Linked DNA regions of Mus musculus: region 2 is linked to region 1. The links are chromatin loops, found by intact Hi-C in ENCODE. Cell type or tissue: heart. All regions are shown on one strand.

Region 1 (8,000 bases):
ACCCCGACAGGTGTTGGGGTGCTCGATCAGCGGGAGACGCAGGTCCTTCTGAAGTCAGTCCGGAAGATGATGGGAGCTTCCAGAAGGTGTGGGCCACGGTGTTTGAGCATCATGTGGAGAGACACACAGTGGCTGACCAGGCTAACCGTTGCCTCTCAACCACACCCCCTTGTGATACAGCTGACACGCCCCTGGTTCCCAAACCAAGGCCTGAGAATTGGCCAGGGAAGGAACCACCAGGAGTGGCAGACAGGAGAGACCGCTCCAGGTGGTCATCGGACCATGCTGACCCAGGGATGCTGGGACGAGCAGCTCTTGCGGATGTGGAACGGAGACAGTATCCAACACCTGTCCCCGAGATGCACCCCATGGAAGAGAGACACAGCCGCTCTGTCCCGAGGCATTTAGAAAGTTCCCCTGTGTCCCAGAGGGTCCAGCCCAGGTATGACATCGTGCATGCCTCAGGGGAACGTGCACACAGTGAAGCTGTGTCCAGGGTGCCTGAGGAGAAAGCGGTGACCCTGCGCAGTGGCAGATCCCGGCTCTCACTGCCTGTCCGGCAGCTGTCCCAGGAAGTCAACCCTACTTACTTGGAGTGCTCTCTACAGGCTAATGGGGGTGCTGTCCAAAGGGCAAGTCTTATATGGGAAGCTCGGGGTAAGGAAGGCAGTGGACAGAAGCTGGACTGTCATCAGACAAGGGATGGATTTGGAGACACTTGCCAATCTCCCAAATGGACAGGACGGGGAGTGGCAAGTGGGCACGGCAGCGCTGTGGTCAGCAAAGATCTCAGTACTGCCCAAAGGGGTCCAACCTGGAATGTCTCTTCAGGTCCTCCTTCCAGGGCCAACATTGAGCCCTGTGACTCCCAAGTACAGACAGGGCCAGACTCCTTGTCCCCAAAAAGAGGTTCCCTCATGGTTGCCAGTGAGGATAACCCAAGGCTGGCCCAGGTGTCCCAGCCTGAAGTCAGAATGAGGAGGTCCAACCCTTCAGAGCTGAGGGTGGACAGGTTGAGGCGGCGGACTTTGCCCCATGATGCCAAGTTTGATCCGTTCAACCTCCTCGTGCCAGAGAGTGCTACCAAAAGGCAGCAGAGACCAGCAGATGGTCTGACCTCCCCAACCTGTGCCTTACAGAGACCCCCATTGTCCCACCAGCAGGCACAAACTCAGGAGGTGACACCAGATGCCTTACAAGGCAGGACTTTCCTGGTGGAGAAGCAGGGGCCGTCTGTAGAGCCCACTGCGACTTTCTTTGCGGTGACTTATCAGGTTCCTGATATTCAGAAGGTCAAGAGTGTGATTAAGTCAGGGACTGAAGATATGTTGGAACCTTCCAGAAAAACACCTCCACCTCTGTCACCTCGCTCTGTTGTGTCCGTTCTGGCTTCTCCCGGCCATGAAGAGCCATGGTCTCCCGTCAGCAGCAAGGGCTCCGCTAAGGGGAGAGAGTACGAAGAAACATGGAACCTTTCAAAACACCCGAAGTCCACAGACCAGCCCACCACGTCTGCAGGGGACAGGACTCTGGATCTTTCCAGGGACAGAATCATTGATGTGGATGCTCTGTGGCTTTCTCGAGGGTCAGAAGATAGCGCTGCAAAGGACCTCAAGATCGGGGCATCCTCGGAAAGAGATGCCCCACAGACATCCCCGGTCCTGAGGCAGCGGCCCAGAAGCCTCCTGGTGAGGAGGAGGACAGAGGTGGTTAGTGAAACGTTCCCAGGGAAGATGAGAGATGGCTACAGATCGAGCGTCCTTGACCTTGACGCTTTGATGGCAGAGTACAAGGAGCGGTCAAGCAGAATAACCAGCAAGACCCAGCAGCAGCAGGACAGCCCTCCTGCAGAGCCCAGCAGCTCGCCTCAGGAGAGATCAGGTTGGCCCAAGGAGGCGGAGTGGAGACGGAGGAGCCTGAAGGAGGCCCCCCAGTCAGACAGTGTCGGGCAACAAGCAGGGCGCTCCGTGAAAGCTCTCCACTCCCCTGGCCCCAGCAAGCAGCCAGCAGAGCCCCTAGGGGCAGCCATGACCACCAAGTCTGGCTTGCCACTGTGGGCACCGCCACACTCGGCTCCTGGAGAAAACTGCCCCTCACCTTCTGCCGTCCCAGCTGGTTCCAGGAGAAAATCTCCAGGCATCGCTGAGTTTGAAAGCAAGCCCTCCTCCAGTGAGCACCAGGGTACCAAGCATTGGCAAAATTCAGCCAAGTCCCAGGAGCCAGGCAGCAGGTACCCAGTCTCCCCTGGGTCACCTCCCTCTGACCGGAAGAAAGGGACTCCGAGGAGATCCACTGGTCAGGGAGTGGAAGGCAATGGGGTGCCGTGGGGAACCCCCCCACGCGATTCTGGTTGGTCGCCGCTGGACATCAAGAGGGCCTGCTCAGAGAAGGGCCCACCAGCCAGGATCCGGGAGGGCCTGTCCGTCATGCAGGACGCCAGGCATCGGAGGCAAGAACAGTCCAAAGGGAAGCCGGACCTCCCAGCCACCGAGACTCCCGAGGCTGCCGCAGGACCCTGTCAGAGGGATTCGAGGAGGCCAGAAGGCCCTAAGGTGGGTACAGAGGCACTTGGAATTTTGTCATATTGTTTGTATGTATCTATGTCCAGGATCTCAGATTTCACGTGGGCTGTGTAAGTGTGTGACGGAGTGGAGGTGCCACTCTAGGGAGTGGTGAGGACTGCACGCTAACAGGATACCTAGGTGTGCTTGCTTCCAGACTCTTAGGATTTTTTTCTCCTATTTTTTTAAAAGATTTATTTAATGTATATGAGTATACTTGCTGTCTTAAGACACACCAGAAGAGGGCACTAGATCCCATTCTAGATGGTTGTGAGCCACCATGTGGTTACCAGGAATTGAACTCAGGACCTCTAGAAGAGCAGTCAGTGCTCTTAACTGGCAAGCCGTCCCTTTCTTTATCCTCCCTTCCCCTTCCTTTTTACGGGGTGTGGCATGGGAGAACTAAAGCTCCTCCTAGCCCCAGCTCCGCCCCTGGCCCCAGCCCTGCCCCACCTCGGCCCCGCCCCACAACAACCGGGGCCTCAGCCCATTGGCCATTTTGAAACCTGAGACAGAAAGGGACATTTATTAAAAGAAATCCACATTTTCAGGTGTTAACCCTGAAATAAGGAGGCTTGCTAGAAAACTTCATTTTGTCCTGGCCGTGCTTGGCCTGGCTCTGTCTGCTTGGCCACGGGTTGTGGGTTCAAAATTTGGCCTGGGACTTGGATGAGGGAGGACATGTGTGAGTGTCGCAGAGTACCTGCTCGATGCCACCTCACCCGTTGTCCTCTCTAGAGCTTCCAGGAAGATCTGTGCCGTGAGTGAATGCCAAGCAGCCCACGGGGTCTGACAGGACGGCTCACTTTGGATTGGGTTTTCCAGAAGCAGCCTGTCTTAGGTCTCTTAGGAGGTGACCAGAGGGAGGACCGGCTGCGGACTGGGGAAGGTGGCAAGGAATTACCAGTGTGGGCAACTGAGACCCGGTGCCCGGGAAACCTCTGGGAAGCTCGTAGGCACAACTGGGTCGACCTGGTCAAGGGTCAGAGAGCCAGGAGTATGCGTTTTCTATTTATTCCTGTTGACGTCGAAGAATATGTCTGGGCCTTTGGATATATGGGATTTGACCGTTCTGCGCATAGTAGGGCAGCTCTGCACCAACTCTTGTATCGGCGTGAGAAACAGGCAGGGAGCCGACAAGGTCTGCTGCGGGTGTAAAATAAGACAACCCGAAAACAGGGCTCAGAGAGGTCACACAGCAAAAGGCCAAGATGCTTGAGCCCAGGTCTGGCAGGATCCCATGAGATGACAAAGCAGGGAAGAAACAGGAAGCTGCGTGCAGCCCTTGGGGAGCTTTTTACCTCAGCTGGGTGATAGGGCTCTGGAACCCAAGGTCAGGAAATTATATGATGCTCAATGAGGCGCCGGAGGAGTGACCCAGGAAGGCATCCTGGAGGAGGCCCTGATGGGTGACCCCGGGAGCAGGGCATGCTGGGAGATCTGGAGGCTGGAGTCAGCCCCACCTAGCCCTTGCTGAGCAGTTCAGCAGAGGCAGCAGCCTAGTCTTCAGTGTTTCCTGCTGTAACAAACCACACCGGGCCAGGAACTTATTTCCCACAGTTCTGGCTGCTGTGAATCCCCGGCCCGTGACTGGTTTGTTCCTGGACTTCCTTTCCACGCTGCCCTGGAGTTTTAGGACGCCGTGTTTACAGAGTCGAGCGCAGCCAAGGATTACAGCAGTTTCTCATCCCCAAGTTTGTGAGAGAGGAACCAGGGTCTAGCCTGTCAGAGACAGGGGCGCCACCTAGAGGGGCCTGTGAGAACAGAGTCAGCTTTGGCCACGAAGGATGGGATGTGGATTGTCCTCACATTTATGGTGTGGAGTATGGGGGGATTGGAGCTTCGAACTTGTGTTTCTCCTCCGGAGCCCTGAGTTGCTCAGCGTCGCTAGTGGAACCTTCCAGACTTGCACTGAGCTCCTCCCTCCTCCAGTGTGGGTTCTTCCCACACTGCTCCTTGCCTCCCACTCCCCCCAACGCCCCCGTTGGGAACCCGAAGCTGCAGTATGGTCCAGCAAGGTTTGCCTCTGGTGGTCTCACCCAGCTCTCACGCCCCGCCCCCGTTGCCGTGGGAGCGGGGGGAGGGGGCCAGAAGAGACTGCCGGGCTGGAATGTGACACGCTGCAGCTCAGCAGCTCAGCTCGCCAGCACCTCGGGACCCACTGGCAACAGGAGCGCCTGGGCTGCAGAGGGTCCTGGATGATGCCCAGAGCGCCCAGGCCCCAGGAGGGCTGGTTGTCGGGGGGGGGGGGGCGGGGGGGGCGGGATCAGCTTTCCCTTGGCGGAGGGATCCACGGACCAGCTTCCCGCTTCTGGCCTCTCTCCTGGAAGGCTTGTTTTGTTTTGTTGCTGAGTCAGGGTCTTCCTTAGCACAGGCTGGTCCCTGGGGACCTGACCCTCATCCCATTGTTGGGCGTCCTTCCTTCCTTCCCTTGATCTGGTTCCTGATCTTAAAGATCAAAAACAATCAGATGAGTGAAGACAAGAAGCCACAGAGGTGCCCAGAATGCTGGTTGTTAAAAAGACAAACACGGGGCAGAGAGGGAAGGGATCATTTGCTCAGGGATGGGGGTTGGGGTGGGGGAGCTGGTAAAGATGTTCCAGCCGTTGGGACTTTCCTGTGTCTCTCAAGAATTAGGAATAGCCAGGCAGTGGTGGCACACGCCTTTAATCCCAGCCCTTGGGAGGCAAGGCAGGCGGATTTCTGAGTTCGAGGCCAGCCTGGTCTACAGAGTGAGTTCCAGGACAGCCAGGGCTACAGTGAGAAACCCTGTCTTGAAAAACAGACAAAGGCTGGCGAGATGGCTCCGTAGGTAAGAGCACTGACTGATCTTCTGAAGGTCCTGAGTTCAAATCCCAGCAACCACATGGTGGCTCATAACCACCCATAATGAGATCTGATGCCCTCTTCTGGTGTGTCTGAGGTCAGCTACAGTGTACTCACACATAATAATAAATAAATCTTAAAAAAAAAACCAGACAAAACAAAAAGAGTTAGGAATATTCTCTGGGTGTGTACGGACACCTATGAAACACACCACGTAACACACACACTCAAGCACACACACGTGTGCACACATGCACATGAATGCATGGACACTAACACGCAGATACATGTGCTTGTATACACATTCCAATCACACGTACACACATGGACCCACAAGCACACATGCATGCGCACACACATGGATGTGTGTATTTCTGTTCTGGATGCATAGGCAGATTTTATCCGTCAAGGGACTGTGGGGTGTAGAGTGTGAATTCCCCACAGAGTTCTGGGGTGGGGGAAGCTTACACTCTGTGGGGTGAAGCTATCTTACCACAGGCCTGAGCTTGAGGGTTAAGAAAGGATGCTCAGAGCATCTTTTGTGGCCCCGACTCTTTTGGGATTGCTTTCAGAAGCCACAAGGATTATGAGGCTTAGCCTGGTTTTGTGTCACTTCCTATGGGAGAGAGCGTTTTCGTGCTTGCTGACAGCTGGGTTCAAAGCAGAGAATCCAGCAGGGTGACCGGGGGGGGGGGGGGGGGCATCCCAGACCACTTAGGCTGAAATCCTCGGGGTTAGCCTTGACAGGTAACTTTGGTTGAGATCTCTGCTGACCCCAGTGCACACCTGCTTGTTAAGGTGGGTGACCCAAGTTCAGTCCCCCTTGATGGAGGGCGGAACCTGGCTGTACACAGCCCTGCTCTGACCTCCACATGCACCCCCAACCCCCAGCCTGAAAATAAAAAACGAGCCGGTGAGGTGACTCGGTGGGTAAAGATGTCTGGTGACTCAGGTTTGTTGAGTCTTACCACCTTATGAAGGGAGAAGGTGAGGTGGCACGTGGCACACATCCCCGTACACACACATACACACATCCCCTATACACACACATCCTCCCTACACACACAGACACATCCCTCCACATCCCCCCCCACATCCCCTGTACACACACACCCTATACACACATCCCCCTACACACACACACACACACACACACACACATCCCCCTACACACACATTCCCCCTACACCCACATCCCCCTACACACACACCCTACACACACATCTTCTATATACACACACACATCCCCCTACACAGACACACCCTACACACACATCTTCTATATACACACACCTTGTATACACACACACATCTCCCTACACACATCTCCCTACACACATCTCCCTACACACTCACACAACCCCCAACACACATAACCCTACACACACATCCCACCTATACAGACATCCTCCCTACACACACACACACCACACAGTATACACACACACATAGCCCCTTCACATACACGTGCTCGAGTGTGCGCACACGCGTGCACACACACACACACACACACACACACAGAGCAGTACTAAGAAATACAAGTTTAAGCCATACGATGCACTTTAGTGTCCAGGCTTGTTCCTGGTGTTCACATCCTGCTCTCTGTCCATTGGGAACGTCTGATACGTGTGCTGGCCAGGCTGGGGCCCATGCCCCGATCAGGAGTTCCAAACCATCTTCAGAGTTCCAGCTTGGGCTGGGTGAGGCCCCATCTCAGGAAGGATCCCTGGGAAAATAAAGCGTGGAGTAGCCCCACAGTGGAATATTATTTGGTTTTAAAAAAGGAATGTTCTTGTCAGATATGGTGAGCATTTTGGTGTCTGAGGCAGGAGGCAGGAGAAGCCAGGTGGCGGCACCTGCTATTTATGTATTATTTAGTTTAAATTAGATTCAATCTAATTTCTCTGTTGCCCCGGCCATGCTCAAGCTTGCGTGACTGACTGGATCAGTCCCACAGAACATTGCAGTGGCTGCATAGGCACAGGCAACCTGAAGCCAGGGAGTAGGGGAGATCACCGAGAGTCTGAGGGTGGCAGGAAGCTGGGGGACAGACCGGAAAGGAGCCATCTGAGTGACAGGAGAGACCTAGGACCCCCGGGGAGGATGTGAGAGCTATGGTGGAGATACCCAGCACAGGTGGGCGTGTCCTGGGGGACTCAGATCGACCTTGGTGGAGGGCGTGCCCCCCGACTGCGTTCTTTCTGCTGTGAGATGCAGCTACTGTTAAACAGTCCATCAGGGACCACCTGTGCCACCCCCCCAGAAGTCCTGCTCCTCATAAACCATCCTCCTCCGCCCATCCTGCCCTCTCCTTAGCCTGGCTCACAGGACTCACACAGTGTAGCATGCCTTTTGTAACTTCCTTATTTTTGTTGTCTTTGTTTGGAGACGGGGTCTCATGTGACCCAGGCTGGTTGCATGTAGTGTATGGCCCAGTTCTGATGTTCAGCCCCATTATGGTTAAAGGGCTAATTGTCCTGCTGTTGGCATGATTCTTTGGAGTAATTACTATTTTTCTCCTGCTCCGTTTACCATTGACTGAGTTGTTTCCTTGTTGTTGAGTTGCCGTTGCTCTTTACATGTTGTGACTACTCTTGTTGAGTTGCTCTTTAC
Region 2 (8,000 bases), 130 kb before region 1:
TGGGTGTCGCTTAGATTACCCATTGCAGCAGCGAGGCAAGCTAAGTGGGGTTCCTTTGCACGGAGAACGCCTCGCTCAAGGGTCAGGTCCCCTTTCTCTTTGTTGTGTGTCTTTGTTTTCCCTGGAGGATCCTTCGTGCAGTTGATTGGCAGCTTAAGTGAGACAACATACGTAGCATTCAGCATTGGCCTCATCAACAAGTCGCAGCCGTGGTTATCATCCTTACTGAGCTGTGAATTGTGAAGATGTGCGCTGTTGCAGGGCCGCGACGAGCTAATCGCTGCATATCCAGCGCCTCTCCTTAGTGCTGCGCGCGATGCCCATAGTCGTCGCTAGAGGGCGCCGCAGGCACCCTACCAGAAGCACCGCCCGGCTCCCGCTGCAGGGTGAGCCAGCCCCATCACTGATCAACCGGTGGGAATTCGCACGCAGCCTGGGAAAAGCTCTAAGTTACAAGGAAGCTTTCCTAGTGCTTCTTAAGCCGCCATAGGGTGTGTGCTGGCCAGTGTTACGTCAATGACACAAACCACAGTCATCAGAGAGGAGGGAACCTCAACTGAGAAGATGCCGCCATCTCTCTCTCTCTCTCTCTCTCTCTCTCTCTCTCTCTCTCTCTCTGTGTGTGTGTTGGGGGGCGCATTTTCTCAATTGGTTATTGATGTGGGAGGACCGAGTTCACTGTGGGAGGTGCCATTTCTGGGCAAGCCAAAAAGCAGCACCCCTTCATGGCCTCTGCACAGCTCTAGCCTCCTGCCCTGACTTCCTTCAGTGGAACAACAGGGAAGTATAAACCAAATAAGCCCTTTCTTTCCTCCTTAACTTGCTTTTGGGCATGGTGTTTTGTTTGTTTGTTTGTTTGGTTGGTTGGTTTTTGGTTTTTGGTTTTTCAAGACAGGGTTTCTCTGTGTAGTCCTGGCTGTCCTGGAACTCACTCTGTAGACCATGTTGGCCTCGAACTCAGAAATCCGCCTGCCTCTGCCTCCCAAGTGCTGGGATTAAAGGCGTGTGCCACCACTGCCCAGCCAAGGGCATGGTATTTTATCACAGCAATAGTAAACCTAAGTAGGACAGGGTTCAAGGCTCCGGATTCAGCCCCAAGGCAATGGCTCGACTCAAATGCCCTGGAGCTATGCGGTGTTTGAATATGCTTGACCTAGAAAGTGACACTATTAAGAGGTATGGCCTTATTGGGGGAAGTATGTCACTGTGGGCATGAGCTTTGAGACCCTCCTCCTAGCTGCCAGAGTCAGTCTCCTCCAGCCTTCAGATGAAGATGTAGAACTCTCAGTTCCTCCTGCACCAGGCCTGCCTGGATGCTGCCATGCTCCTGCCTTGGCGATGATGGACTGAACCTCTGAACCTGTAAGCCAGCCCCAATTAAATGTTGTCCTTGTAAGAGTCGCCTTGATCGTGGTGTCTGTTCACAGTAATGGAACTCTAATTAAGACTGAAGTTGGGGGGCTGGTGAGATGGCTCAGTGGGTAAGAGTACTGACTGCTCTTCCAAAGGTCCTGAGTTCAAATTCCAGCAACCACTTGGTGGCTCACAACCATCCACAATGAGATCCAATGCCCTCTTCTGGTGTGTCTGAAGACAGCTACAGTGTACTTACATATAATAAGTAAATAAATCTTTTTAAAAAATAAATAAATAAAAAGGCTGAAGTTGGTACCAGGAGTGGGGTATTGCTGTCATAGGCCTGACCATGCTTTTGTTTGAAAGAATATGGGTTTTGGGACTTTGGGTTTGGAACGCCATGGAATGCTTTAAGTGGAGCTTAATGGGCCAGCCTAGACAGAATTAACAATTAAGTCTCATAGAAACCCCAATTTAGACATGATCCTGTGATTCAGTCTTATGAAGAGCATTTTGAGCAAGCATAGCAAGCTTAAAAAGAAAAAACGAGTGTGCTTCAAGTAATGAAGGGGCCCCAGGAAATGAAAAGGAGCTGAATCCTACGTTCAAGGAGACAAACGGATTAAGGGAGTGGTGATCTCAGGGCAAGATCCCACCCAGCTAAGCTTATTGTTTGCAGCTAAACCGTGGATAGTTATATTATTATGATGTGATTATTGGTTTCACTTGGAGATAAGGAGATATGACTGTGTGTCAAACTGTCACAGGATGACACAAGCTTTTAGATCTAGGTGAAGGAAAGCTTAGGTCCAGGCATGGTGGACCATGACTTTGATCCCAGCATTCAGGAGATAGAGCCATGCAAATCTCTTGAGCTCAAGAGAGTGAGTTTACAGAGCAAGTTCCAGGACAGCCAAGCATATTGAAACCACCACTAGAAACCATTTATATTAGAGGAAAACTTCTATGTTCTCTGAAAAGGTTTGAAGGGCTTGGCGAGAAACATCTGATTCATCTTAACCTGCCCCTGGTGAGATGATCCACCCGGTCCATGGCTTGAGCTATTGCTTGCTTTGTGTATGGACCTGAAGAAAATTCTCCCACGTCTTGGGCTTGACTTTCTTTGTGTGTGAGGCTCATGGGGGGGGGGGGGGGGGCTGGAGGCTCGGTAAGTTTATGCAACCAGAGCTCCGGATGTAGTAAGTCCTCAATTATATTTGTCAAGTCCTTATTTCTCATTCTGTGGCATCCTGGAGACACTAAGCACACCTCACTGGAGAGAGTGGGGGAGGAGAGAGTGGGGGGGGGTATCGTGACAGAGACACCACTGCCACACACAAGAGGGGTTCTGGTATACACACACACACACACCAGAAGAGGTCATCAGATCTCATTACAGATGGTTGTGAGCCACCATGTGGTTGCTGGGATTTGAACTCAAGACCTCTGGAAGAGCACTCAGTTCTCTTAACCGCTGAACTGTATGGATTCCTCTTCCCCAAGCATTCCCCAGCCTCCTCCTTTCCCTTCTTGCTCAGAAAGAAAACTCAGCAAGATGCCCCTTGTTCCACAAGACAGCCCCGGTCACTGGTATCTCCCCTGCATCGACTCCACGTCCCTCTAGAACCTTCCAACCCTCTATCACTTGCTCAGATGGTTTACTGTCTACCATCTGAGTGCTGCGGCAATGTGTCCATCTCCTTTGCTTCAAACTCCCAACCCTGGGACTGAGAGATCCTGGCTGAACCCTGGTTCCCAGTATAGGGGGAGCAGCAAGTGAAGAAGAGGCAGGCTTCTTCCAGATGGGGAGTCAGTGTATCTGATTAGTCTGAAAAGGGAGAAAGGGAGAAGAGAGGAGGAGGAGTAAAAAGAGGAGGAAGAGGGGGAGGGGGAAGGGAAGGGGAGGAGGGGACGGAGGAAGGGGGTATATGAAACAGCAGCAGCTACCCCGTATGAAAGCTGGCCCTTTTTTTGTTTTGTTTTGTTTTGTTTTGTTTTTTTTGTCTTGTCTATGATGAGAATTACACATCAAATATCTCGCTTGATCATCAGCTCATTCTAGAACTTATACCCACTTTATACAGGATGAGTCTAGTTTTATTGTGGCGGCAGGGCCTGGCTATGTCGCCCAGGTTGAGTCCCCTGCCTCAGTCTCCCCACTGAGGAGTCGATAGGAGTGTGCCCCGTGCCTGGCTTTGCCTCGTTTCTAAATACGCGTGGATGGACACACGGGATGTGGAGCACGGTTCCGCATCTTAGGTCACCCTAGGCAACTTGGCAAGGCCTGTCGCTAACGCCTGGAGGAGGCTGGATGCGGATGCTCTGCTGTATGCTGTCCAGGAGGCGGCGCTGAGCTTTCGTGGGTGGGGTGGGCGGGATGTCAGGTTCTGACGTCTACATCCTGGGCTGTCATTCATCCCCTGCCGGTCCCGCCCCCTCGCGGCTGCAGCAGGGCGCGGAGCGGGGACGCGTCCGGGAACCGGGCACCGACCAGCTTGAGCCATGGCTTCGGTCCCTGCGGGTAAGCACGGGCGGGCAGCGGGAGGGCGGCCAGGCCCCGCGGCCTCGGTGCCGCTCACCGCGCTTCCCTGCTTGTCCCGCAGAGGCCGAGACCCGCCAGAGGCTGCTGCGCACTGTGAAGAAGGAGGTAGGGGCGGCCACCCCAGGGTGACAGGGCCACCGCGGGCTTCTGGCTGGCGGTGGCTGTGCATGGCTAACTAGGGCGGGGGCTGGGGAGGGGTCGCTGGAAAACGGGTGTTTCAGTGCGTGGGGCCCTCTGGGTGTAGGATCGGAAGGTGTCCAGGTGGGACCTCGCGGAGGGGCAGGTTCTCATTGCTGGGGGTAGAGTAGGGTGATGCGGGGCTCCTCATTAGAGATGCGGAATATCCCCGAGGAAGATCAGGTTTTGGGAGGGGACAGGTTCAATTTTGGAACATGAAGCTATCCCCCAACCCATGTCAGATACTCAGTCCTTGGAGCCACCTCTAGGTGCCAGGGACTTTGTGCAGGAGAGCCTGTGACCTGGGCCAGGGTCACAGAGCAGGTGCCCTCCACTGATACATGGGATCAGACAGGAGTGGCTGCCTGCCTCCCCCGGGATGAAGGAAGCAGCTGAGATCCTAGCCTTACCTCGGCGTTCACAGCCAGTGACCTCCCAGGGCCGTGGGAATTGGGAGAGTTTAGAAGGCTGAGGCGACGTTTAGATGTCTGTGGGCCTGTGGTGTAGATGTATGTTGCCCAGGACATGTGCATATATGTATGTGCACCTGCCTGGAAATACCTAAGGATGATCTATATATTGTGTCTGCTTGTGCGAGTCTACGAATGTGTATTTGTGTGAATGGGTAAGATTGAGTATGTATGTGGTGTGGCATTGCCCTCCCATTTTGGCTCCGCCCTATCCTTCAGTCACCCCCACCCCCCATTCCCGTCCCTGCTGCCTTGTCTTCATCCTGGGGTTCTTATCCCAAGTCCTTGCTTGGCTGTGAATCTGTGAGCCAGGCTGGAGTCTGTCCCTTGCTTCCTGAGCATGGAGGTGTGTGTATACCTGTGGGGTGTGTGTGCGTGTGTGCGCGCGCGCGTGTGTGTGTTAGGGGTGTCACTCAGGAGGGCCTCCCTTCCTGGTGGCAGCCACCTGGGCAGTTGGAGGCCCGGACCTGTCCCCGGTTCCTTCCTCCTCTTGGGGATCGTGGGTGTGTGCCTGTGTTTGTGTCTCTGTGTGTAGCACATTCCTTTTAAAGAACTAGCTCCGTGGATTGCTGCAGATTCTAGAATTTTCCTTCGAGGTGATATGTAAGATGGATAGAAGGGGGTCCCTCAGAAAGGCCTAGAAGTCTTTACCTCCATCTTTGTAAAGACCTGTTTGAAGATACTATCCAGACCCCAACCCTGAAACCTCACACCCCTGCCCTTCGGGGAAGGGTCTCAGCCCTTAGGTTTAAAGCTGGAAGGCCGTGGTTTTTTACCCAGCCCTGGCTGTAATGCTTGCTCCTCATGCCTGGAGCTGACCCCCACTTTACTAGGGAAATGGTTGACCAAATAGGATGTACAATGAAAGACAGGGTCAGCAGGCCCTGGGGAACCTAGGAGACATCCGTGTATAGCTGTGCCACATGGCCCCTCAGAGTTCATCTTTCCTACGTCCTCTCTTTGTAAGATCACCGCTTTCCCATCTGCAGAGTGACGCATGTGGCCCCATGGCCCACACACATGTCCCTTACTGTTCCTCCCCAGTCTAGCTTGGGTTCCTGGAAATGCTGTGGGGACATTGCTCTCCACCCTGTGTCCACAAGTCTGCTGGATTCCCTGCTTCTGTGGTCCCACTAAGTTTGGAGTGAGCCATCTTCTTGGCTCAAGCCGGAGTAGAGTGGCCAGGCAAGGACAGTTTCTTGCTGCTTTGTCCGATTACTAAAAGCTCCAAAGCTGGGAGCAGAAGTCGGGATTCCCAGTCACAAACTGCTCACAGATTCTAAATCTTGCATTTACGGAGGTCGGTCACCCAGAGGATCTGAGCTTCTTTGGGTTTTTTTTGTGCTCCGTGTACTGCAGACATAGTAACCCTATGAAGATGGTTGATACAGAACTGGGGCTTACAGTAGGGGAGTGGCTTCTAACAGCACCCAGCCAAGAAGGGCCAGAGGTAGTGTAATCACTCCCAGGTCATCCAAGCTCCTGGGGTACAGGGGTAACGTGATTCCCATCACCCTACTGGGAATAGGGTGCCCAGAAGCAGGAAGCCATGTTTGAAGTGTACAGACCCAGTGCAGAACATGAGCAAGTCTGCCATCTGCAAGCTCACAAGTAAGCCCCCTATGCTTGCCCTCTATGTACACTGCTTCCTCTGGCCACCTCTTTGGGTAATGAGCCACTCCTCCAATGTCAGATAGATATGGATAGGGAGAAAGTTGCCTCAAAGTCTGATCAGCAACTTCTCTGTCTGAGTTCAGATGAGCCACACCCCTGTGGACCACAGCCTCCCTCTTCCTCCTGGAAGAGGTGACAAGGGACTTCCCTAGATAGCCAAACAGCTGTGCAAGCCTGCCTCAGAGCCTGTGGGGTTGGAAGCTCTGTCCAGAGGCAGCCTGAGGAGCTGTCGGGACCCAGGACCTGTCTGGTAGTTCAGGAAGGAGCCCCAAGTTCAACCAGAGCTGTAGTTGGAGAGCCAGAACGGAGACATTCGGCTGGAAGAGGCAGAGGATGCAGGCAGACTCAGTAGTGACATGAGAAAGAGGAGGACTCTGGAAGGGACATGAGGTATTGTTTTACAAGACCATAACGCGTGCCCCAGCACTGAACAAAAACACCTGTGAGCCTGCAGGACACGACCATGGAGAACCATGAAAGCCGCGGCAGAGAGAAGGGACACAGAGGGCCAAGCTGCAGGGACACGCTGAACTTGAGGGTGCAGAGGCAGCTGGAGCAGAGATGAGGAACCTGCTGGAAACAGAGGTGCCCCCCCCCCACACACACACAAGGAACAAGAGGGGAACTGTAGGAAGCTTGGAGAATGTGGAAGGTGGCAAGGAGTGGGTGCCACCCAAACTGATGGCTTGTGAACTGCACAGTCTCTCAGAGGCATCTGTCTTTATCTTTGCCCATGTCTGGGTGTCCATTTTTTTTTGTCACAATAGGGATGAAGATGACTCAGAGGGCAGGATAAGCTAAGTGCAGACATCCACCCTGTCACCTGACATCCACCCTGTCTGTCACCTGTGCTCCTTTGGGGTCGGGTCAGTATCACAGGGAAGCTGTTTCCTCCAGCTAAAGCCCTCCCCTACCCCCATCTCTAAGCAGTCTCCTCTCTGGCATGTCTTCCCCTCCCTGCTGCCACCCCTTAATTTTGTTTTGGTTCCCAGAGCGAGCAGGGACTGGCTTCCCGTTGCCATGACAACAGCCATTAAAAGAGCCAGCCACGTGATCCAGGTTGATAACGGAAGCTAAGTGACTAACCTCCTTGTTTTCCTGCCTCTGGCTGCTGCCAGACCTCTTAATTGGAAAGGAGAAAGCGGGGGCCGGTGGGCAGCAGATGAGACCCCTGGAAGGAGTCAGTGCTAGGAGACAGAGCCTGTAGGGGAAGCCGTTGCTAGCACGGGGTAGGGAGAGAGCAGGGAGCCGTCCTGCGAAGCCATCCTCGCTGCTGCTGAGCCCACCCCATTTCCCAGCCCTGAAGTGGAGGAAGGGATGAAGGGGGGGATGTGCTAGGGAGGCTAAAGGAACGTGAGGGACTTGAGCTGTGTTACCATGGAGACGCTCGGGCTTCACTCGAACCAGGCAGCTCTAATGTAGGACTGGGGACAGCTTGGCCACCTCAAAACAGCTGCCAGATAACACGCAGGTCACCGCGCATGGCTCGAATCGCACACGGGGGTTAATGTGTCTTCTGTGTACGTGTGAAGCTCTGCCCCCGGGGGACATATGGTGTGTCTGGAAACATTTTGGTCGCAACAGCAGTGGGTGCTCCCAGCATCTGCAGGAAGAATCCAGGGATACCGCTTAACATCTTGTGGTATACGAGATACCCCCATGTGCCAGCATCATTACGCTATCCACCACCCTTCACCACCATCACTACGATTATCTCCACCACCTCCACAATCTACACCCCCTTCTACCATCACCAGCACCACCACAATTACCATCACCAC

Evidence for each region. Hi-C counts contacts between places; a loop is a spot of excess contacts. Peaks named below come from ENCODE experiments on the same cell type or tissue, not always from the same donor. Only the 100,000 strongest peaks of a DNase experiment are listed, where the experiment ranks them.
Region 2: a loop joins it to region 1, with 2.3 times the contacts of the local background. A loop is called at or near these places in 5 of 42 quality-filtered maps.

The regions. Positions count from the first base shown.
Region 1 is chr5:113,176,606-113,184,605 of GRCm38, reverse strand. It overlaps 2900026A02Rik (RIKEN cDNA 2900026A02 gene), which reads left to right. Exons shown (of 13, transcript NM_001375886.1): 5 at 1-2,552. Among named protein-coding and RNA genes, the nearest start is that of Gm42161, 35 kb to the right of the region's middle. In heart, CTCF peaks have their summits at 2,799 (motif pointing right) and 4,307 (motif pointing left); DNase peaks (open chromatin) are centred at 2,346, 3,356 and 4,165; H3K4me3 peaks cover 1,286 bases; H3K27ac peaks cover 2,778 bases.
Region 2 is chr5:113,306,551-113,314,550 of GRCm38, reverse strand. Sgsm1 (small G protein signaling modulator 1) reads left to right here and starts at 3,765. Exons shown (of 25, transcript NM_172718.3): 1 at 3,765-3,877; 2 at 3,960-4,003. The coding sequence starts at 3,859. In heart, CTCF peaks have their summits at 327 (motif pointing right) and 3,698 (motif pointing right); DNase peaks (open chromatin) are centred at 320 and 3,720; H3K4me3 peaks cover 1,669 bases; H3K27ac peaks cover 446 bases; H3K27me3 peaks cover 6,663 bases.